Regions from separate parts of the Homo sapiens genome. Here region 1 is linked to region 2. Evidence: chromatin loops called from intact Hi-C (ENCODE). Cell type or tissue: endothelial cell of umbilical vein. All regions are shown on one strand. Each heading gives the region's core, and the rest is flanking DNA. Links, peaks and the distances in the headings are about the cores only. Region 1 overlaps PAK1 (p21 (RAC1) activated kinase 1). Region 2 holds the start of LOC124902722 (a long non-coding RNA gene).

Evidence for each region. A loop is a pair of places that touch in the nucleus more often than their neighbours do. Peaks named below come from ENCODE experiments on the same cell type or tissue, not always from the same donor. Only the 100,000 strongest peaks of a DNase experiment are listed, where the experiment ranks them.
Region 1: it touches region 2 in a loop (2.1-fold over the local background); 7 of 110 quality-filtered maps call a loop at or near these places.

The regions. Positions count from the first base shown.
Region 1 is chr11:77,372,181-77,383,601 of GRCh38, reverse strand. PAK1 (p21 (RAC1) activated kinase 1) reads left to right here. Exons shown (of 15, transcript NM_002576.5): 3 at 3,608-3,708; 4 at 4,214-4,361; 5 at 9,237-9,274. Among named protein-coding and RNA genes, the nearest start is that of GDPD4, 76 kb to the right of the region's middle. In endothelial cell of umbilical vein, for the core only: no CTCF peak of the experiment used is centred there; a DNase peak (open chromatin) is centred at 5,741.
Region 2 is chr11:77,541,946-77,553,366 of GRCh38, reverse strand. LOC124902722 (a long non-coding RNA gene) reads left to right here and starts at 10,060. Exons shown (of 3, transcript XR_007062794.1): 1 at 10,060-10,094. RefSeq lists an enhancer at 4,155-4,224. In endothelial cell of umbilical vein, for the core only: a CTCF peak has its summit at 4,897 (motif pointing right); a DNase peak (open chromatin) is centred at 4,936.

The DNA.
Region 1 (11,421 bases), core at 2,188-10,187, 170 kb after region 2:
TGTAATACCAGCACTTTGGGAGGCCAAGGTGGGTGGATCACCCGAGTTCAGGAGTTCGAGACCAGCCTGGCAACATGGTGAAACCCTGTCTCTACTGCAAATACAACAAGTAACTGGGTATGGTGGCGGGTGCCTGTAATCTCAGCTACTTGGGAGGCTGAGGCAGGGAGAATTGCTTGAACCGGGGAGGTGGAGGTTGCAGTGAGCTGAGATCACGCCATTGTACTCCAGCCTGGGCAACAAGAGTGAGACTCTGTCTCAAAAAAAAAAAAAAAAAAAATTACACAGTACCCAAGCTAAATCCTGCCACCTAGATTTCCCCGTTCCTTTTACTTCTCTCCTCTCCCACTTCAACCAAGTCATTGCTATTCTTGTACTCCGCGTCTAATCTATGTTAAACTGTTATTTCAGTTAGTAGTTGATACCAGTCAAATCTCAGTAGGGATCAGGGGTATAATAAAGAGTGAAAGACTTGATCAGGTAGACTACAGTCCTGTGCTCTGTGAATCAGGACAAGTCAACTTACATCCCTGGGCCTCTTTCCTCAGGGAATGGGATCATGGTCTCTAGAGTCACTCCCTAATATTTTCTTTCTTTATTTTTTTGAGACACAGCCTCACTCTGTCACCCAGGCTGGAGTGCAGTGGTACAATTTCAGTTCACTTCAACCTCTGCCTCCTGGTTCAAGCTATTCTCATGCTTCAGCCTCCTGAGTAGCTGGGATTACACGCATGTGTCTCCACGCCCAGCTAATTTTTGCATTTTTAGTAGAGATGGAGTTTCACCATGTTGGCCAGGCTGGTCTTGAACTCCTGACCTCAAGTGATCCGCCTGCTTCAGCCTCCCAAAGTGCTGGGATTACAGACGTGAGCCACCGTGCCCGGCCATTCCCTAATATTTTCTAGAGTGTTCTTCAACTAAGTAAGCCATGTGCTGTATTGAAATTCAGAAGTACAGGGATTGTAATTGGAAGTGGTAATTTTGGTCCTCAAGAAGCTTACATTTTGGATTTTTAAACTAGCAAGGAATTATATAAGATAGGAAATGACTAGATGCTTGGTGGTGTAGCAGACTCAGTGTCTTGGGAATTAACAGGAAGAAGAAAGGTCAGGAAATCCTTCCTGGAAAAAGTGGGACCTGAGCCAGTCTTTAAAAGATTGCTGAGATAGGGAGAAGGAGAAGAGAGCATTCCAAACAAGGAGAAGAAAAAGCAAGCAAAAAGTTGGAGGTGGGAATATGTGAGGTATATTCAAAGGTTGCAGGGTAAAGAGTGCTCAGTAGAAGCAGAGCTGACTTTAGCATTACCCTGTGTGTTCATGTATTAAATGATTTCATTTCTCTGGAACTCTTTTCTGTAAACCACTCATGCTTTGAGCTAACTTTCTTTTTGGGTCTCCTTTACCAAAGTTTCTTATGCATTTGACAGTTCATGCCTGTGATGTATTATATAGTATATCAATTATATATAATAGAAATAATGTATAAACATGCATAGATATAGAAAATAAAAATTGAAATAAAACACAAATATAATTGTACTTCCCTAAGTGACTAGATCAGAGGGAATTTAGAAACAGAAAGTAGTTCCAAAGCCCTGCCACATGTTCCAGTGCATTCTGGCTATGAGAAAGACAGATGGACTTACGTCATAAAGGACTGCTTGACTTGGGGCCCTGGTATACCCCTTAGCCTTCTCTTTCTCAAAGCAGCTGCTTCTGAGAGGGAAATTGCCAAGTGCATAAATAGCTTAAACCCTAGCACTTGGCATGTAGGCAAATGGTTCTCATTAAGATACTGAAGAATGAACGTTTGGAATCAGACCTGGGTTCAAATCCCAGCTCTCAGTAGCTGTATGAGTAAATTACTCAGTTTCCTCATCTGTAAAATGACAGTAGTAGTATTTATCTCATAGGATTGTAAGAATGACGGTAGTAATATCTATCTTGTAGGATTGTAAGAATGAAGAAAAATACTATATTGACATCATGGTTTGTATACATGGCAAGTTCTTAATGTCATTTCTTCTTACTACACTGAAGTATGTTTTCTTGATTCAACTTGAAATTTTTTAGGGGAGGTAAAATAGAATGTGAAGAGCCTTGGCTTTGATGCCAGACTTTTTGGATTTTAATTACTTAATGATTGTAGGCAAGTCTGCTCCCAAATTTTCTAATCTACAAGTAAAACTTACCTCAGGATTGTGGTGATTGTATTAGATGATATGTATGAAATACCTATTTAAAACTGTGGGATGCCATCTCAGGAAGGAATCTTAACTGCAGAGCTTTGAGAAAGCATAGTTTCTTGTTTTCATAGATTCACAGAATGTAGGTGCTTGAGGGACCCTTAAGATCATCTAGCTCATCCTCTCCCTTGTTTAGATGAGAAAGCAGAGATCCTGGTCTCTCTTTCTCTCTCTCTCTCTACACACACACACACACACACACACACACACACACACACTCTGTGGTGAGGTAGAGGTGAAACTGGCTTGAACTCTAGACCTTTTTGTTTTTTCCTTCTCATTTTGCTACCTTTTATCAGGGTTTTGCTGGGTCTGTGGAGGTGTTAGAACTTCAGAATTTCTTTTGGTTAGTGTGTTGAGCTCCCAGACAGCAGGGTTTTAAAATAAGGTTCACAGGTGCTGGGTAACAAGTGTTGTGAAAGTCAGGCCAGAGCTGCTGAAATGAACATTTATTCCTGCCCTGGAGAGAATTTTTGTGTCTTAGGCAGATTCTTTAAACTCCTTGCCCAGTTGAGTTAAATGTCTGGTCATTTTTTCCTTTCTTCACTTACTGTCTGAGCACCTACTTTGTCCAGGTGTGTGCTAGCCTCTGGGAAGCTGTGATTAATTTGACATGGCCTCTGCACTTAGAATTCAGTCTGGTATGGAAGATAAACACTTATAATAGTCAATTACTATTACATATATTGGGTGCTGTGGGAACAGAGAGGGTAAAGAACCACCCAGCCTAGAGATCAAGGAGGGCTTCACAAAAAAGATGACTTACTCTATATCAACTGGCTAGTTACTGGTAAAACCAGAACTGTTAACTCTGACAGACGATCTTTTTGCCTCTCCCTTTATTTTATTGTTTTTTGTTTTTTTGAGACAGGGCCTCACTCTGTCACCCAGGCTGGAATGCAGTGGCGTGATCTCAGCTCACTGCAACCTCTACATCCTGGGCTCAAATGATCCTCTTGCCTCAGCTTCACAAGTAGCTGGCATTACAGGCATGCACCACCATGTCTAGCTAATTTTTGTATTTTTGCAGAGACAGGGTTTTGCCATGTTGCCTAGGCTGGTCTTGAACTCCTGGACTCAAGCAATCTGCCTGCCTTGGCCTCCCAAAGTGCTGGGATTACAGGCATGAACCACCGTGCCCGGCCACCTCCCGTACTTTAGTTCAACAAGAAATTAAGTCTTTAAACATGCATTGAGTATCTGCTCCAATCCAGATCCGTAACTGAGCTCTTCTACATATGTGAAATATTAATAGATAGACTTTGCCCTCTCAAGGAGACTACAGCTCAATAAAGAGCTAAAATAAGCCTAAAAACAATAATGTTCCTGTTTTTTATTTCCTTTTGCCTGTTTCTCTTGCAGCAAATAAAAAGAAAGAGAAAGAGCGGCCAGAGATTTCTCTCCCTTCAGATTTTGAACACACAATTCATGTCGGTTTTGATGCTGTCACAGGGGAGTTTACGGTAAGTCCTGGGTCACAGAAAGGTCTTTAGTCTTTTAGAGTTCTGGCTGTGCACTGTTAGATTCAACCCTTTCTCATCTTCCTGATGCTTCTATCTTTGCCTGAGACCCTGATTACAATTTTCTCACGTTCATGAGTGGGACACTTTCATCGCCAAAATTGTATCCAGAGAAGCCTTTCCATCTCCGTTCCTTAAATAATAAACCTCTGTTAAATGGTAGGCTTGGTAGCAGGCTCTGTGTGGGGCACTGATCATGCAGGAACAACATCCTATCCTACCATCCTGGAGGTATAGCCTGGTGAAGGAGCAGACATCTTAAGAAATGACTAATTCAATGAGAAAGATATTATAAAAGAGGCTTGTGTAAACTCTGAGAGTATAGAGAGAAAGGAATGACTAATAAATGCATCTTTTGCTGCTAGCAAGTGTCAAAGTTAGCTCTGATGTTCTTTCAGGCTCCCCTGTGACTGTGCCTTCCTGTTAGTCTTGCATGTCTCTCTTACAGGGAATGCCAGAGCAGTGGGCCCGCTTGCTTCAGACATCAAATATCACTAAGTCGGAGCAGAAGAAAAACCCGCAGGCTGTTCTGGATGTGTTGGAGTTTTACAACTCGAAGAAGACATCCAACAGCCAGAAATACATGAGCTTTACAGGTATGAGAACTGCGTCCAGGGCAGTCTCAGCAAGAGATGGTTTTAATCTGGGTGGGAAAGCTCACATGCCTATTAGTCTGGGATGAGAGAAGAAAGTAGTGGAAAGAGTGGAAGTGGCACTTTAACGTGGAATTTTGGAATTTGACAGCCAAGATGATGGACTTTGCATCAAACTTGAGTCTTCACTCTGTCACTGCACACGTTTTTTTAAAAATAGCATGGTATTATATAGAGAGAACACAGGTTTTATGCTAGAAGGTCTAGATTCTGACCTTTACTAGGTTCTACCAGTCACTTCATTTCTTTGCATCTCAAAATGGGAATTCCTATCTCAAGAGGCTGTAGTGAGAAATGGTTGGGCGCAGTGCCTCACGCCTGTAATCCCAACACTTTGGGAGGCCAAGGCAAGAGGATCGCTTGAGGTCAGGAGTTCGAGACCAGTCTGGGCAACGTGGCAAAACCCTGTCTCTACAAAAAATACAAAAATTAGCCGGGTGTGGTGGTGCATCCCTGTGGTCCCAGCTACTTGGGAAGCTGAGGAGAAGGGATCACTTGAGCCTGGGAGGTGGAGTTGCAGTGAGCAAGGATCACACCACTACACTCCAGCCTGGGCAACAGAGTGAGACCCTGTCTCAAAAAAAAGAGGTTATAGTGAGAAATAAGTGAGCTGATTGATGTGAGAGTTCTTTATAAGTTGTAAAACATCACCATAGAAATGTAGCTATCATTGTCATCATTATTGTTAATATTATTATTAGTTATTTAATAACATTAATGTATGTCTTCCTCAGGGAACTAATTTTTATTAGTTAAATGAAAAACAGGCCAATAAAGAATAAGTTTCTTTAGATGTACCCTCGGTAGAAGGGACTATATTTTTCAGAGTGTTTTTAATAGCAGAATTGGGATTAGAACCCAGGTCTCCTAATTCCTGTAACATCACCTTTTGAATTTACTACTTGCCCCTAATAATGTTATTTGGAGGCTCTCCTTCCACAGCGGACCAGCTTTCCATTGTTTTGCAGGTGTGAGAACCAAAGAAGGCCTTTCTAATATGCTAAATTAATAGTGGGCTAATCTTTTAATTTCTAGGCTCTTTACTCATGTTGCCTCCTTCAAATGGCAGTATTGTTGGGAAGGTGAGAACCAGGATGAACTAGTGAATTTTGAAGGATGCTTTCCCCAGCCAGTATCTGGCTTGTTTCAAGGGCACAGATGGTGGAGATGACAGGCTGCAGCTTCACTCATGCTGCTATGGTGGTGCCCAGGAGAGGGCCATGCATGTGCCCAGCAGTATTTCCTTCCTCTCGTCTGGCCCCGCTGAGTCTGTCTCACTTACTCCATTGAGGGACTGAGTCATTTCAAGGAGGAATTGGGCTGGAGGGCTACTGAGTGGGAAAGTTTTCTAGTCAGGAAATTAGAGTTTGTGTTTAAGGAACTTGTCATGGAAACATCAGGTTAGAGGCTGTCTTTGAAAACCTCAGTGGCCAAGTCTTTGCAAGGATCTTTCCTGCATGTATGTATGTAAATATGTGCTAGTGGCATGTAAATGTGTATGTAAACAGAGACATAGCCCTGTGGGTTTGCATATATTTGGAATTAAAGCCTACTTAAGTATTCATGAACAAAGATAAAGTCCACTCAGGTATTCATGAACGAACATATGTATAAATATAAACATTCAGGTAATTATGTGTATGTTCATTCATGCATGCACATATGAATAATATTGAGTGTATATGTACAGATACGTGTGTACATCTACTTTTGTATGTATAAATTTGTGCACATGTATATATATGTATGCAAGAATTTTAATTTTCTATAAGTTGAAGACTAGGGCCAACTCTAGGCAAAATTGCATATTTGGTATAGGTTTTTTTAAGTGTCATATCTCTCCTTTCCCTATTTACCATCCTCTTATACTATTAGTTATGATAATACTACCTCATTTGTATATGCTCACATGTGAATTACCTCATGTGATTCTTTTGCTGGAGTCCTGTGGTGTGATCTTGGCTCACTGCAGCCTGTGCCTCCTGGGCTCAGGTGATTCTCCTGCCTCAGCCTCCTGAGTAACTGGGACTGCAGGCATGCACCACCACCCCCAGCTAATTTTTGTGTTTTAATAGAGACAGTTCACCATGTTGGCCAGGCTGGTCTGGAACTCCTGACCTCAAGTGACCTGCTCACCTTGGCTTCCCACAGTTCTGGGATTACTGGTGTGAGCCACTGAGCCTGGCTCCCTCATGTGATTCTTATGATGGCCTTAGATTGGCAGGGCAAGGACTATTATGCTCATTTTATATACTCAAAGAAATTAATTAGGCTCAGAGAAGTTAAATGACATACCCCAAGTGACTCAGCTGATACATGATGGAAATGTATTTTAAGTTGGGCCTTTAACTCCTTTGCTGCCTATAACCGAAGCACAATCTTCCATGCTAATTTTTTTGTCAAGTATTTCTATTTTTTCAACACTTAATTTTTTTTTTTTTTTTTTTGAGATGGAGTCTCACTCTGTCACCCAGGCTGGAGTGCAGCAGCGCGATCTCGGCTCACTGCAACATCTGCCTCCTGGGTTCATGCAATTCTTCTGCCTCAGCCTCCCAGGTAGCTGGGACTACAGGTGCATGCCACTATGCCTGGCTAATTTTTGTATTTGTAGTAGAGATGGGGTTTCACCATATTGGCCAGGCTGGTCTTGACCTATTGACCTCATGATCCACCCACCTTGGCCTCCCAAAGTGCTGGGATTACAGGCGTGAGCCATGTGCCTGGCAACACTTAATTTTTTATACCTGTTAGTAGCTAATGTAATAGGGAAAAAGTAGACTAGATTGACAACTCAACTGGGTCTTAGCCCTATTTTGCCACTGACTTACGTGACCTTGAACCAATCTTTTTCCTTTTCTGCACCTCATTTTGCTCATCTGTAAAATGAAAGTGCTGGAAGCACTTTCTGTTCCATCATTCTGTGCTTTGGAATTTGATTTTGATATATAGAAGTTCATCACCTTTAAAGGGAGTGTTTACTTATTTTTATATGACATAACAAGTATGCCTATTACCAAAATACCCAATCTTCAAAAATACTAGCAGTACGTAAAGTTGGGGGTAGTGCAGTGAAGGCATAGTGTTGTACTCTGCCAAAGTTGATAGTCTATAGTCTTTTGGACAAGAAAAAACAAACGAATTATGTTTAAAGTATATCCTGAATTTATTTCTCCAGAATACTGCTAGCTATTCTGGATTTGTTATAAGAACAAGTTGTCAGAGCTTGCCTTATTTCCTGCTTTGTGGGTTCATGATTTGCTGTAGTGTCAAAGAAGCTGTATCTAGCACTTTTTTACATGATGGAATTGGAATTGTACATTCTCTGGGCTTGGTTCTTGGTGAGGAATATATTGGATTTGGTAGAATATTTCCCCTCCTTAATTCTATTAGTGGTGAATTGGCAGTCAGTTTTTCTTGGACCCAGGGGAATTAAAGAACAAAACTGAAGACATTACCTGGTCTTTAAACTTACTTTCTTCCTAAGATCTCCATTGGGTCTCTCTTTCAAATTTTATGAAGTCTAAGATACCACTGATTGTAAGATGTACAATTATTTGCATACCAATCAAAGAAAATAAAGCTGCCAATTAAACCATAACATGCTTTAGAAAGTAGGACACACCTCTGTTTCAGAGACGTTAATGTGAAAAAATGTACATCTCAGAATCAGTGAAACATGGTAATTGCTTCATTGAGGGAGCTTGATTCTATTCTTGGAAAACAAGACCCTACCTTTAATTAGACTTGACAGGATCAATACCTCTCTTTTCCTCAACCTTAGTCCTTTTGTCCTTGTGGGCAGTAGATATGGATATAGAAGGATCCTTTATGAAAGCTGAAACTGGAGACTGGCCATGTTTTGGCATGGATGACTCAGGATGGTGCTATGGATTCTTTCCTTTTCTTTTAGAATGCAGATTTTCTTGGCCATTTAAGCCTGACAGTGATATAGCTGATGATGTGGATACAGTTCTAGCGTAGTATTTAGAATGAGACCAGAATTCAAATCTAATTCCTCTCTTTAACCTGTGTGTACCCTGGGCAAATAACAGTCATGTGCCACAACAACAGACCGCATATACAATGGTGGTCTGATAATTAATATTATAAGGGAGTTGAAAAATTCTTATCACCTAGTGATTCCTGAAGTTTAAAATAAATTTAGCATAGCCTAAGTGTACACTGGTAATGTCCTACTTAGGCCTTCACATTTACTCATCACTCACTCACTGACTCACCCAGAGCAACTTCCAGTCCTGCAGGCTCTATTTATGGTAAGTGCTCATATAGGTGTATCCTTTTATTTACCTTGTAAACCATATTTTTTATTGTACCTTTTCTATGTTTAGATATACAAATACTTACCGTTGTGTTACAGTTGCCTGCAGTAACGTGCTGTACAGGTTTGTAGCCTAGAAAGCAATAGGCTATACAATATAGCCCAGGTATGTAGCAGGCTATACCGTCTAGGTTTGTGTAAGTACACTCTATGATGTTCACATAATGACCAAATTACCTGATGACACATTTCACAGAACATACCCCATTGCTAAGCCACACCCAACTGTACTTAACATCTCTGAACTTGTTTCCAAATCAATAAAAGTAGATATAATAATAGTACTCAGAGCCATAATGAGGATTAAAGAAGGTGATATGTATAATGCATTTAGCATGATATCTAGCCTGTAGTACCAGTCATACTATTACTATTCTCTGAATCTGGCACGTGCTTGACCAGATAGACTTCTTTTGCTGTCCAGAAAAATTTAACTGTAACTGTTATTGACTAAGTCCCTTGTTTTTCTTCCTGTGCAGATAAGTCAGCTGAGGATTACAATTCTTCTAATGCCTTGGTAAGTCTTTATTTACTCTATTTTGATGTGGGCAGATGTGGAGGTAAGGATCAAGACAGTGTGGTAGAGGCAGAGCCTGAGCTGGGAGGCACTCATATTAGTCACTCCTGCACCCTTGGCCTCAGAATTCCTATCTATCCAATAAAGAAATTAGATATAATAAATAGGGGGTATCCCTTTCAGCTTTAATGTCCTAGAAATTCTTTCTTTGTGATAATTTTTTTATTTTTAATTTTTATGGATTCATAATAGTCGTAAAATGTTCTAGAAATTCTAATTTTGGAACCAGAAGGTATGGCTTTAGACTCAGTTTTAATTTGTAGCTTTGAACCTTGGGAAAGTCAGTTTGCCTCTTTGAGCTTCAATTTCTTCATCAATAAAATGAGGATGATACACTGTGCCCTCACCTGGACATGTCTTCAGATACCTACACTTAGAAGAAAATTTCCTCTTTGGTCTATGGAGTCTGCAAAACCAAGATTAGTACTAATTGTTGAAGGGAGCAGATTTTATTCATTTAAAGTCATTCATTCTGTCCTCTGAAGTTGTAATGAATGCTTTGACACTCAAATGGATGTTATAGAAATCATGAAGAATTGGCTGGAGAGTAAACTAGATGATCTCTCTGTCTCTCTTAACTTACAAATTCTATTTCCCAGGGCACTTACAGGGATAAAATGTGATGTTGATGTATTTGAAAGGGTCCTATAAATAGTAAAATGTGATGCATATAAGAGAATACTGCTTTTTTTTTTTTTTTTTTTTAAAGAGACGAGGTTTTGCTCTGTTGCCCAGGCGGGAGTGCAATGGTGTGATCATAGCTCAGTGTAAACTCAAACTCCTGGGCTCAAATGATGCTCCTGCCCCAGCCCTCTGAATAGCTGGGACTACAGGTATAAGCCATCACACTCAGCTTATTGAGTGTGATGTCAAATTGTCAGACAGACAATTTTTTAAAAGTTTTGGTAGAGATGTGGTTCTCATTATGTGTTCTCAAACTCCTGGCTTCAAGTGATCCTCCTGCCTCGACCTCCCAAAGTGTTAGGATTACAGGTGTGAGCCACCACACCTGGTTGCTATTTATTTTTTACATCTGATGTTGTCTCTTGTACATAGGTGGTTATGCCATATTGATTTACTAAACATTTGCAAAAGCCCTAGTTTATCCTATGCCAAGTCCGGTGTGAATAAGTGACATTACAGAGATGGTCAGACATGTCCCAGTACCTAAGAACCTCCCAGTCTTGAGGTTGAAGACCTCAAGCAGCCAGTTCTTCATGATTCCTGTTTGTGCTTGAAGGCACAGACAGACAATTATAGTGCAGCATGCTAACCTTCATGAAGCCAGGGGCTGTCTCTGACTTGTTAATTGTTATATCCTTGGCATCTGGCAAGTCTTGGCATTTGGTAAACATTTACTGAATGAAAGGTTGGATGTGTCAGAGAAAGCTTCCTGATGGTAAAGTCTGAGCTGAATGAGTTAGTTATCTAGAGCAGGGATTAAGGGGAAATGCGGGTATTCCACACAGAAAGAGAATAGCATGTATGTGGGCAAGGAAGTTCATGAGGCATACTTGCACAGGGAACTGCGAAGTGGTTATGACTAGAATGTGAATAGTGAAGGAAGTAGAGGTGGGTGATGAGGAGGATTGGTAAGCAGGACAGATCATGTAGGAGTTTGACTTATCTTAAAGGTGATGAGACGCTTAAAGAACTTAAGCAGAAGAGTGGTTAAGTTCTAACACAATACCGAGTCACCATCAAAATACTTTGAACCATGCTTCCACCAGTGGGGACTGGTTTATTCGGAGTCATTTTTACACATATTGATTATAAAAAACAATATTCACACGTTCAGTGCCTTGCAACCTGTTGGATCCTTTCTTACTGACTCTCTGAATCCTCACAGGAGCTTACTGAGGTAAGTTATTATCCTTGTAGATGATAAAACTGAAATGGAAAAGAGTTAATGGCAATAGGCATCTGATTCCCAGCCTATACTGCTTTCCCCTGATTTGTGCTGCCTTTCATCAAATAGAAGAGATGTGATTAAAAGATGGGAAAGAATTTGCAAATATAGGATCTTTGAATAGTAAATTATTAAAGAAGAGGCTTTAAGCCGAATTGTGCTTTGTGGCTCAAATGTC
Region 2 (11,421 bases), core at 1,306-9,305:
AGATTCAAAGGAGGGGCTACAAAGTAGAAGGTCATCAATATATTGAATAAGGTGAGAAGCACATGGGTGGAAATAAATTAAATCATGAGAAAGAGCTTGGCTGAAGTAATGAGGGCTGTCCCTGAAGCCTTGCAGCAGTACAGCCCAGGTAAGTTGCTGAGACTGATGGGTGTCAGGGTTAGTCCAAGTGAAAGCGAAGAGAGGCTGGGATGAAGGGTGTAAAGGAATGGTAAAGAAAGCATCTTGGAGATCCAGAACAGAATAATGGGTTGTGGAGGGAGGTATTGAGGATAGGAGAGTATATGGGTTTGGCACTATAGGATAGATGGGAAGGATGATTTGATTAATAAGGTAAAGATCCTGAACCAACCTGCAAGACTTGTCCAGTTTTTGGACAGGTAGGATAGGGGAGTTGTAACCCTTTTAAAGCATGCCATGGGATGGGATATTGGCATTGAGTGGGGTAAGGGTGATTAGGTTTTAACAGGATGATAAGGTATGCATGATTGGTCACCAAGGAGGGAGTAGAGGTATCCCATAATTATGGATTAAGGTAGGGAGATACAAGGGGAGGATGTAAAAGAGGCCTTGAGTTGGGTAAAAGTGCAGCAATGAGATGTGGCTGTAGCCCAGGAATAGTCAGGGAAGTAGATAATTTGGTTAAAATGACTCGGCCTAATAAGGGAACTGGGCAGGTGGGGATAACTAAAAAAGAGTGCATAAAAGAATGTTGTCCAAGTTGGCACCAGAGTGGGGGAGTTTTAAGAGGTTTAGAAGCCTGGCCGTCAATACCCACAACAGTTATGGAGGCAAGGGAAACAGGCCCTTGAAAAGAAGGTAATGTGGAGTGGGTAGCCTCCTTATCAATTAAGAAAGGGATGGACTTACCCTCCACTGTAGCAGTTACCTGAAGTGTCTGTGATGGTCCAGGAGGCTTGCGAGGCGATTGGGCAGCGTCAGTCCTCAGCTGATAAGCCGAGAAGATCTGGGAAGGAGTCAGTCAGAGAGCCTTGGGCCAGAGTTCCAGGGGCTCTAGGAATGGCTGCTGGGCAAGTTGGACAGTCTGATTTCCAGTGGGGTCCTGCACAGATGGGACATGGCTTAGGAGGAATCCCAGGCTGTGGGCATTCCTTGGCCCACTGGCCAGATTTCCAGCACTTGGAGCAAGATCCTGGGGGAAAAAGTCCAGGAGGAATGCCTGACTGCTATGGTTTAGGCGTTTTGAAGTTCTTATGTGCTGGAGATGTGGCTGGGGTTTCTCTCACAGTGGAGGCAAGTAATTGCAATTGAGAAATACACTGCCGCTCGGCTGCCTCTTCTCTATTATTGTACACCTTGAAGGCAAGGTTAATTAAGTCCTGTTGTGGGGTTTGAGGGCCGGAATCTAATTTTTGGAGCTTTTTCTAATGTCAGGAGTGGATTGGATAATAAAATGCATATTAAGAATAAGACGGCCTTCTGGCCCCTCTGGATCTAGGGTGGTAAAGTGTCTAAGGGTTGTTGCCAAACAGGCCATGGACTGGGCTGGGTTTTTATATTTGATGAAAAAGAGCCTAAACGCTAACTGATTTGGGAGAGGTCGGATAAAGAAAAAGGAGCATTAACCTTGACTATGCCTTCAGCTCCAGCCACCTCTGTAAGAGGAAATTGTTGGGCAGGTAGGGGAGGGCTAGCCACGGAACGAAACTGTAAGCCGGACCGGGTGTGAGGAGGGGAGGTGATAGAAGGATTATAGGGTGGAGGAGCAGAGGCTGAGGAAGAATTGAGATCTGGCTTGGCCTGGCGAGGAGCAGCCTGGGGAATGGGGAAAGGTCAGATGGGTCTGTAGAAAAGGAGGATTCAAAGGGCTCAGAGCTTGGGGTGGAGCCTGAAGGAACAGACAGGAGAGAAAGAAGAAAGATTTGGGACGAGTCATATTGGGAGCAGAGACTAGGGAGGGACCAATGTGTAAAGAATGCTTAGACGTCAGGCACCTCAGACCATTTGCCCAATTTTCGACAAAAATTATCTAGGTCTTGTAGGATAGACAAATCGAAAGTGCCATTCTCTGGCCACTTGGAACTATTTTCGAGTTTGTATTGGGGCCAAGTGGTATTACAGAAGAAAATAAGATGTTTAGGTTTTAGGTCAGGTGTTAGTTGAAGGGGTTTTAGGTTTTTAAGAACACAGGCTAAGGGAGAAGAAGGGGGAATGGAGGGCAGAAAGTTGCCCATAGTGAAGGAGGTAAGTCTAAAGAGAAAGGTAGAGACACAGGGTGGAGGGCAGGGGTGAGCAGCCCTGGGCTGTAATATGGGTGAGCAGCCAAAGCAGGCATCCCCACAGTTGACTTACCACCAAGGAAATGTGGGTAAATGACCAAGGCAGGCATCCCCGCAGTGATCAGACACCAATGGAATGTGGGTGAATGATCAAGGCAGGCATCCCTGCAGTGATCAGACACCAAGGGAAGACTGTCTTCCTAAATTTGTGACCGACGTTGGAGTTTTTGAGTTCACGGATAAAATGTGTCTCCTTTGTCTCTGCTAGAGAGGAAAAAGAGCTGGAATTGGAAGCACAGGGAGACTGAAGGGTAGTGAGAGAGGCTGGAGAAGAGAGTGAAGAGACCACTTACCTGATTTGAAATTGGTGAGATGTTCCTTGGGCTGATTTCAGGACCCAAGGTCGTAGGTGGATCTCCTCAAGGAGTGAGGGCGAGGACAGGGGACCAGTCTCCTGAAGGAATCCCCCTGTCCCAGGTCTTCAGCACCAAATGTTACATGCGTCCGTGTGAAGAGACCACCAAACAGTCTTTGTGTGAGCAATAAAGCTTTTTAATCACCTGGGCGTAGGTGGGCGAATCTGAAAAAGGAGTCAGCAAAGGGAGAGAGATGGGGTGGGACAGTTTTATAGGATTTGGGTAGGTAGTGGAAAATTACAGTTAAAGGGGGTTGTTCTCTTGTGGGCAGGAGTGGGGGTCACAAGATGCTTGGTGGGGAGCTCCTGAGATTCATTGCCCCGGAGAAGGAATGTCACAAGGTCAATTGGTCAGTTAGGGTGGGGCAGGAACAAATCACAGTGGTGGAATGCCATCAGTTAAGGCAGGAACTGGCTATTTTCACTTCTTTTGTGGTTCTTCAGTTGCTTCAGGCCATCTGGATATATATGTGCAGGTCGCAGGGGATATGATCACTTAGCTTGGGCTCAGGCCTGACAATTGGGGTCTCAAGAAAGGGAAAACACCACAGTGAAGAGGAGTGTGGAGTCTGGTTACTTCCTGCTGAAAGGGGGCATTGAAGGGATAGGTTGCATTTTTTCCTTTCTTGCTCTGTCATGAAGGGAATGAAGGGTCACGAAAAACTCGTTCAGGACAGGGAAAACCGGGTTCCATCAAAAGGCCCCATGCAAATGGAAGTTGCTGTTACAGGCTGGTATTGGGATTGCATAGCCATCTGTAGGTGGAATCTTTGCAATCTGGAAGATATAAATTTAATGAGCATGTTAAAAAAAAAAAGCAGGGATCAGATATTAAAAGAAGAATGACAAGGAACAAAGGTCCAAGGAATGGGAGAAGCCAAGTGATTTTTGGAAACCAATTAGTAAAAGTTTTGGTCCAGTCTTGGTTACTTTGGGAAAGTGTGTGTAGTCATTTAGCTTGTTTGAAAATTTCTTGGACATCAGTTTCCACTTCTCCGGACACATTAATGTAGGTGCAACAGGTTTTGTTGATGACAGCAAAGACTCCTCCCTCTTCAGCTAGGAGGTAATCCAGAGCACATCTTTTACCAAAAACCAGAGGAACCAGATACCTGCTTTGGAAAGTAGGGAAGTCTAATTACATCTAATTTTCCCCAGATAAGGAGTTTTGCCTCTGGATGGCCTGTTTGATGGTCACCAGGTGCTATTTGCTCCCTTCTAAATTCTAAATTCTCAGGTAAGGAGCTTTTTCTCTGGGGCCTGTTCAATGGTCACCAGGTGATTTTCAGTCTCCTCATGTACTAAGTAGCCAGGGTAGAGAATTATTTCTCCAGACCAATACCCTCACTGTACAGATGCGAAAGACAAGCCTGGAGAAAATGAAAGTGATTTGCCTGGTGACATGAAATCAAGAACTCAAACTGAGGTCTGCTGACTCCTAGTCATGGGTTCTCTCAGCACTCGACACTGCCTTGGCCTCACTTCATGTGCTTCCACAAAGGCTCAGCCCATACCAGGTCCACCCCGGTGTCTAATCCACAGCAATGCCAACAACAATGTGAGTGTTTATTATTGTGCTACTTTACATATATTATCTCTAATCCAAACAACATGCTTTCAAGAAAGGTGAGCATATCCCCATTATAAGAGGAGGAAGCTGCTGCTCAGAGACTTTAAGAGAGTAGCTAAAGTCACAGCTAGTGAAGACAGTTCAGAATTTGATGCAGTCTTTTGGACTCCAAAGCCTACGCTGTTTAGCTACACTCACCTCCATCTGTTCCTGCTCCATCTTACCTTCCCCAGGTTATTTCTTCATCAAGAGCTAGCTCTAATTCTACTCCCTCCCCAAAAGCCCTTCCACCCCAGACCACAGGGATCCCTTCATTGACTCAACTTTCATGGCAATAATCACCTGCATTAGCTGTTTGGCAAAGTCTAACTCACATTGTAATTTATTTTGTCGTGTATATTACTTGCTTCCTTATCTCTGAGGCTGAGAAAGAGAAGACGCTTCCTCTGTGTTTCTGTCCTTGCCCTGTAGCTGTGTTGAGTTGTGTTGATATTGCAAGAGCATAACATTTAGTCTGTTATGAGATTCTGCCCTTAGAAATACCTAGGGAAGGGATGCCTGTAGGCCCAAGCGGAGTTGAAAATTCAAAATGAAGAAGAACAGCGTTCTCTTCGGGTTCAGATTTGTAGTAATATTTATTCTCTTTTCCATAAGTAAGCCTCTAGGTGGCAGTCGAAAGCCTAGTTGTGAGAGCGTGAGTGTCTCATAAATGAAGTCACAAAATCTCAGGCTGAAAGGAGTTTTTCTCATCTAACTACCAATTCAAAGCTAGAATTCCCTCCCTGACATAACAACAACTATGGCAATATTTCTTCCATCTCAGGGGCTGGTGATGAGAAACTCCCTTTTTTCGAAGCACTTTTTCCATGTGTGGTCAGTTTATTAGAATATCGTTCTTGATTTTATGTGAAAACTGCTTCCTTGTAGCTTCTACCTACTCCAGAAAGAAACTAAGTGTATCTGGGCCTAGGGATGTGAGAACAGCAGAGTCTGAAGATCTGGAGAGCGTTTGACTGGCTCAGAGAAGCCTCCTTTTCACTTCTATTCTTCCCAAGGGCTTCTCCCCAAGAGCCTGGACTTCGTTTAGCCAAACCCACTTTCTCTGATCAAAATAACAAAGAGGCCAGGGCAGGCGGTTCATGCCTGTAATTCCAGCACTTTGGGAGGTTGAGGTGGGCTGATCATTTGAGCCCAGGGATTCAAGACCAGCCTGGGCAAAATGGTGAGACCCTGCCAATAAAAAAAATTTAAAAATTAGTTGGACATGGTGGCACATGCCTGTAGTCCCAGCTACTCAGGTGGCTGAGGTGGGACGATGGCTTGAGCCCAGGAGGCAGAGGTTGCAGTGAGCCATGATTGTGCCACTGCACTTCAGCCTGAGCAACAGAGCAAGACCTCATCTCAAAAAAATAAAAATAAAATAACAAAGAGAGATTAATACTGCACTTCCTGGTCTCAAATGTATTCTTTAGAAATATATAGGACAAGGCCAGGTGTGGTGACTCACGCCTAGCACTTTAAGAGGCCAAAGCAGGTGGATCCCTTGAGCCCAGGAGTTTGAGACCAGCCTGGACAATGTGGCAAAACCCCATCTCTACAAAAAATACAAGAACTGGCCGGGTGCAGTGGTGCGTGCCCAGTTACTCAGGAGGCTGAGGTGGGAGGATGGCTTGAACCTGGGAGGCAGAGGTTGGAGTGAACCGCGATTGCAGCCTGGGCAACAAAGTGAGAGAAAGAAAGAGAGAGAGAGAAAGAAAGAGAAAGAAAGAAAGAAAGAGAGAGAGAGGAAGGAAGGAAGGAAGGAAGGGGAAGGGAAGGGAAGGAGGGAGGGAAGGAGGAAGGGAAGGGAAGGAAGGGAGAGAGAAAGAGAGGAAGGAAGGAAGGAACAAAGGAACGGAAGGAAGGGAGGGAAGGAAACAAATATATACACTGACTATGTACCCACAAAAATAAAAAATTAAAAAATTAAAAGAAATGAAAAAATGTATATATAGAACAAACAAGTGTCTCTTCTTCTAGGGATCTAAAGACAGAGATTGAGTCATCCATCCATCCATCCATCCATTTGTCCATCCATCAAACATATCTTTACTTGGAGCCTACTATGTTACAGGCACTGAGTCTGCTAGTGGGCAGTCAATAAGTGATAAATCCCTAATAACCTGATGACTAACTCAGTCACAGGTAGGTCCAATTTTACATGGTACTTTTTTTTTTTTTTTTTTGAGACAGAGTCTCGCTCTGTTGCCCAGGCTGGAGTGCAGTGGCACGATCTCAGCTCACTGTAGCCTCCGCCTCCCGGGTTCAAGCGATTCTCCTGCCTCAGCCTCCTGAGTAGCTGGGATTACAGGTGTGCGCCATCACGCCCGGCTAATTTTTGTATTTTTAGTAGAGACAGGGTTTCACCATGTTGGTCAGGTTGGTCTCGAACTCCTGACCTCGTGATCCGCCCACCTCAGCCTCCCAAAATGCTGGGATTACAGGCATGAGCCACTGCACTCTACATGGTACATTTTTGAGAAGAGATTGGAGAGACAAGGGAACTAGCATTTACTGAAGAGTTGCCTATTAGGCAAGGTGCTAGGTGCTTGCTTTACATGCCTTATACTGTTTAAGACTATCTAATGAGATAGGTTATCTCCATCTCCACTTTACAAAGGAGGAAGCTGAGGATTAGAGAGCTTAATAACTGGACCAAGGACCAACAGCCAGGAAGTGATGGAGCTGGAGTCTGGATACAGAGGTCCCCAACTGCAAAACCACCACACTGTGAGCCTTGCATGGGGCTCCCTAGAACAGCAGAAGGGACAACATGGTCCCCTCCTGTCCTGTGTCTGATATAAATATTGCTTTTTTTTTTTTTTTTTTTTTTTTTGAGATGGAGTCTTGCTCTGTCGCTCAGGCTGGAGGAGTGCAGGGGTGCAATCTCGGCTTGCTCAACCTCCACCTCCCAGGTTCAAGTGATTCTCCAGCCTCAGCCTCCTGAGTAGCTGGAATTACAGGTGGCCGCCACCATGCCTGGCTAATTTTGTATTTTTAGTAGAGATGGGGTTTCACCATGTTGGCCAGGCTGGTCTCAAACTACTGACCTCAGGTGATCCCCCCACCTCGGCCTCCCAAAGTGCTGGGATTACAGGCATGAGCCACTGTGCCTGGTGACATATTGCTTTAAGTTAGGTTTTCTTTTTACACTTTCACACCCAAATCCCTCATTTTCAGCTTTTTAAAAAACTTATATTTTTAGAGTGATTTACTTGTGGTTTCTCATAAAAGTCAAATTTCCCATCAATACTTTCTGTTATAAACTTGGACACGGGACAGAGCACATGAAAATCAATATTTCATATGTAATCATGTGTAATTTGGGTATTCATTAGTTTGTTTTTATTTTTTGTTTGTTTGTTTGTTTTTGTTTTTGTTTTTGTTTGAGACAGAGTCTTGCTCTGTCACCCAGACTGGAATGCAGTGGGTCAATCTTGGCTCACTGCAACCTCCACCTCCCGCTTCAAGCGATTCTCATACTTAGCCTCCCGAGTAGCTAGGACTACAGGCACATGCCACCATGCCCAGCTAATTTTTTTTTTTTTTTTTTTAGTAGAAACAGGGTTTTGCCATGTTGGCCAGGCTGGTCTCGAACTCCTGACCTCAAGTGATCCTCCTGCCTCAGCCTCCCAAAGTGCTGGGATTACAGGCATGAGCCACCACGCCTGGCCATAGTTTGTCTTTACTTGATTATATTTATTTTAATTGATCAGTTGCTATGTTAAGAATATCAAAGAAAATTTTCAAGAAAATAAAAAAGATTACCCCAAGTCTCGTATTCTAATACAACTATTTTCATTGTAATTCATACTCATAGTACATATTTTTCTTTGTAAATTCTATCGTAAATAAACGTAGGCTATTATTTTGATTATTTTCACTCAACATTATTTAAGGATCATTTACTCATGTTTCTATGTAGCCCTCTTTTTTTTTCTTTTTTTTTTTTTTTTTTAGAGAGGGTCTTACTGTCCCTCAGGCTGGAATACAGTGGTGTGATCATAACTCGCTGCAGCCTCGACCTCCTGGGCTCAAGCAATCCTCCCGTCTCAGCCTCCCGAGTAGCTGGGACCACAGGTGTGTGCCATCACATCTGGCTAATTTTAAAATTTTTTGTAGAGGCAAGATCTCACTACGTTGCTCAGGCTGTTCTTGAACTCCTGAGCTCAAGTGATCCTCCTGCCTCCCAAAGTGCTAGGATTACAGGCTTGAACCACCATGCCCAGCCCTATGTAGCCTTTTTTTTTTTCAGACAGGGTCTTGGTTTGTGGCCCAGTCTGGAGTAGAGTAACGTGGTGTGGCCTCAGCTCACTGCAACCTCCGTGTCCTGGGCTCAGGTGATCCTCCCACCTTAGCCTCCCAAGTAGCTGGGACAACAGAACCACGCCCAGCTAATTTTTCTATCTTCTTTCTTTCTTTTCTTTTTTTTTTGAGATGGAGTTTCACTCTTGTTGCCCAGGCTGGTGTGCAATGGCTCAGTCTCAGCTCACCACAACCTCCGCCTCCCGGGTTCAAGTGATTCTCCTGCTTCAGCCTCCTGAGTAGCTGCCACACCTAATTTTGTATTTTTAGTAGAGATGGAGTTTCTCCATGTTGGTCAGGCTGGTCTCGCCTGATCTCAGGTGATCCGCCCACCTTGGCCTCCCGAAGTGCTGGGATCACAGGCATGAGCCATCGCGCCCAGCCTAATTTTTCTATTTTTAGTAGATACAAGGTTTGTCCATGTTGCCGAGGCTGGTCTCAAACTCCTGGGCCCAAGCTATCTGCCCGCCTCTATGTAGCCTTCCTAAGGATCACATTTAACGGCTGACCAATAGTCTATCAATTTACATATTTTAAGGCCTTTAGAGATGAAGTTCAAGGATTACTGAAAAAAAAATGTTTTCTCCCTTTTTAATTCATGATTTAAGCAATCTGCTGAAGCACAGCTTTAATTCTTTTTGCAGTATCCATTCAATGTGTTACAACACCAAGAGGATAGAAAACTATTTTTCTAATAAGTAGGACAGTGTCTTTTTGGTTTTGGAGGTTTTTGTCAGAATTGGATTTGCAGTATTAGTATCTCAAGATAGTGGCCATGAGTCGAATCGGTTCTTATTTCTTCTCAAATCCTCAGTGCTCTGATCATGGCTCCTGCCTGCTGAAGCCCTCAGTTGCAGCTTCTGAAAACCTAGTTAGGCTTCAGTTAGTCAGTTATTCATCAGGGCTTTGCTTGGTGGACAAAGGTTCTTCCTGGTTTTGTTCTTTCAGTGCCTACTTTTTTTTTTTTTTTTTTTTTTTTTGAGATGGAGTCTCACTCTATCGCCCAGGCTAGAGTGCAGTACAACCTCCGCCTCCCGGGTTCAAATGATTTTCCTGCCACAGCCTTCTGAGTAGCTGGGATTACAGGTGCATGTCATCATGCCCAGCTAATTTTTGTATTTTTAGTAGAGACGGGGTTTCACCATGTTGGCCAGGCTGGTCTTGAACTCCTGACCTCCAGTGATCTGCCTGCCTTGGCCTCCCAAAGTGTGGGGATTACAGGCGTGAGCCACTGTGCCTGGCCAGTGCCTACTATTTCTGGCAGTGAGTCAAGCAGTGGAGACCACGGTTTTGTGTTTTTTTGCTGTTGTTTTTGTCATTGCTTTTTTGTGCAATCTTAAATGTGTTTCTTCTTTTTTTTTGAGATGGAGTTTCGCTGTTGTTGCCAAGACTGGAGTTCAATGGTGCGACCTCAGCTCACTGCAACCTCCGCCTCCCAGGTTCAAGTGATTCTCCTGCCACAGCCTCCCGAGTAGCTGGGATTACAGGCATGCACCACCACGCCCGGGTAATTTTTTGTATTTTTAGTACAAAAATAGAGACCGTGCCCGGCTTAAATGTGTTTCTTTCTGCAATCTCCTCTTCTACAGCTTAAAGGCTGCCAGAGGCAGCAGGAGAGAGAAACTGGGATGTGACCAAGGTTAGAGGTTTTTTCCCCCAGTCAGTACTGTAAGGTCATGCTTATCTCTAAGGCTTGTACTTAAAAGAGTATTTCAGGCCGGGCACGGTGGCTCACGTTTGTAATCCCAGCACTTTGGGAGGCCAAGATGGGCGGATCACCTGAGGGCAGGAGCTTGAGACCAGCCTGGCCAAAATGGTGAAATCCCATCTCTACTAAAAATACAAAAATTAGCCAGGTGTTGTGGCGGGCACCTGTAATCCCAGCTACTCAGGAGGCGGAGGCACGAGAATCGCTTGAACCTGGGAGGTAGAGGTTGCAATTAGCCGAGATTGCGCCTAGACAACAAGAGCGAGACTGCATCTCAAAAAAAAAAAAAAAAAAAAAAAAAGAAAGACAGTATTTCTTGACCTATGGTCGGGGAGCTACTATGGGCCACTCTTCTGACGGTCAGCAGAGGCCTACGAGGCCTCCTGAAGGGCTGGGCCTCTCCAGTTCTTGATCTGCAAATCCATTTTCCCTTTGTTTTAGCTAAGAGGTGGGATAGGAGAGAAGACAAAACATGGGGTATGTTCATGCAGAAGTGATTCATCAAAGTAGAAGAAATATTAAGAAATTTCCAACAAATGATAGAATGTTCTCATTCATCTTAAAATAAGCAGGATTCATCTCTGGGATGATTCATGCTGAGCACTGCAGCCAAATGGAACTGCTGTGGGCAGTAGATATTTATGGATTTAACATTCAAGGCTTTTACCATTCCTGAGTAAACGGTGGTCATGTTCATTTTTCTGAGACCTAAATCTGAATCCTGCACACTAGGACATGGACATGAAAAGGCAGGCTGGTGGGCTCTGCTCTTTAACATGTGAGGATGCAATGAGAGGTCAGCGGCCTGCAACCCAGAAGTCCCTCACCAGAACCTGACCCTGCAACACCCTGATCTCAGACTTCCCAGCTTCCAGAACTGGGAGAAATCAATTTCTAGTGTTACTTAAAAAAAGCAAGTCACATAGTTAGTTGCTAAGTTAGCCCAGCTAATGGTCCATCCTTTACAGCACGTGTAGCTTGGTAGCTATATACTCAGCATCATGTGTGCACTTTATGAGAAAAATTTCTTGATATAGTGGTACATAGGAACATTTAGGGTTCTAAAAGTACTTTGGATATATCCTTCAAAACTGTCAAAGTCTATCATTCTTCAATTCTACTCTGT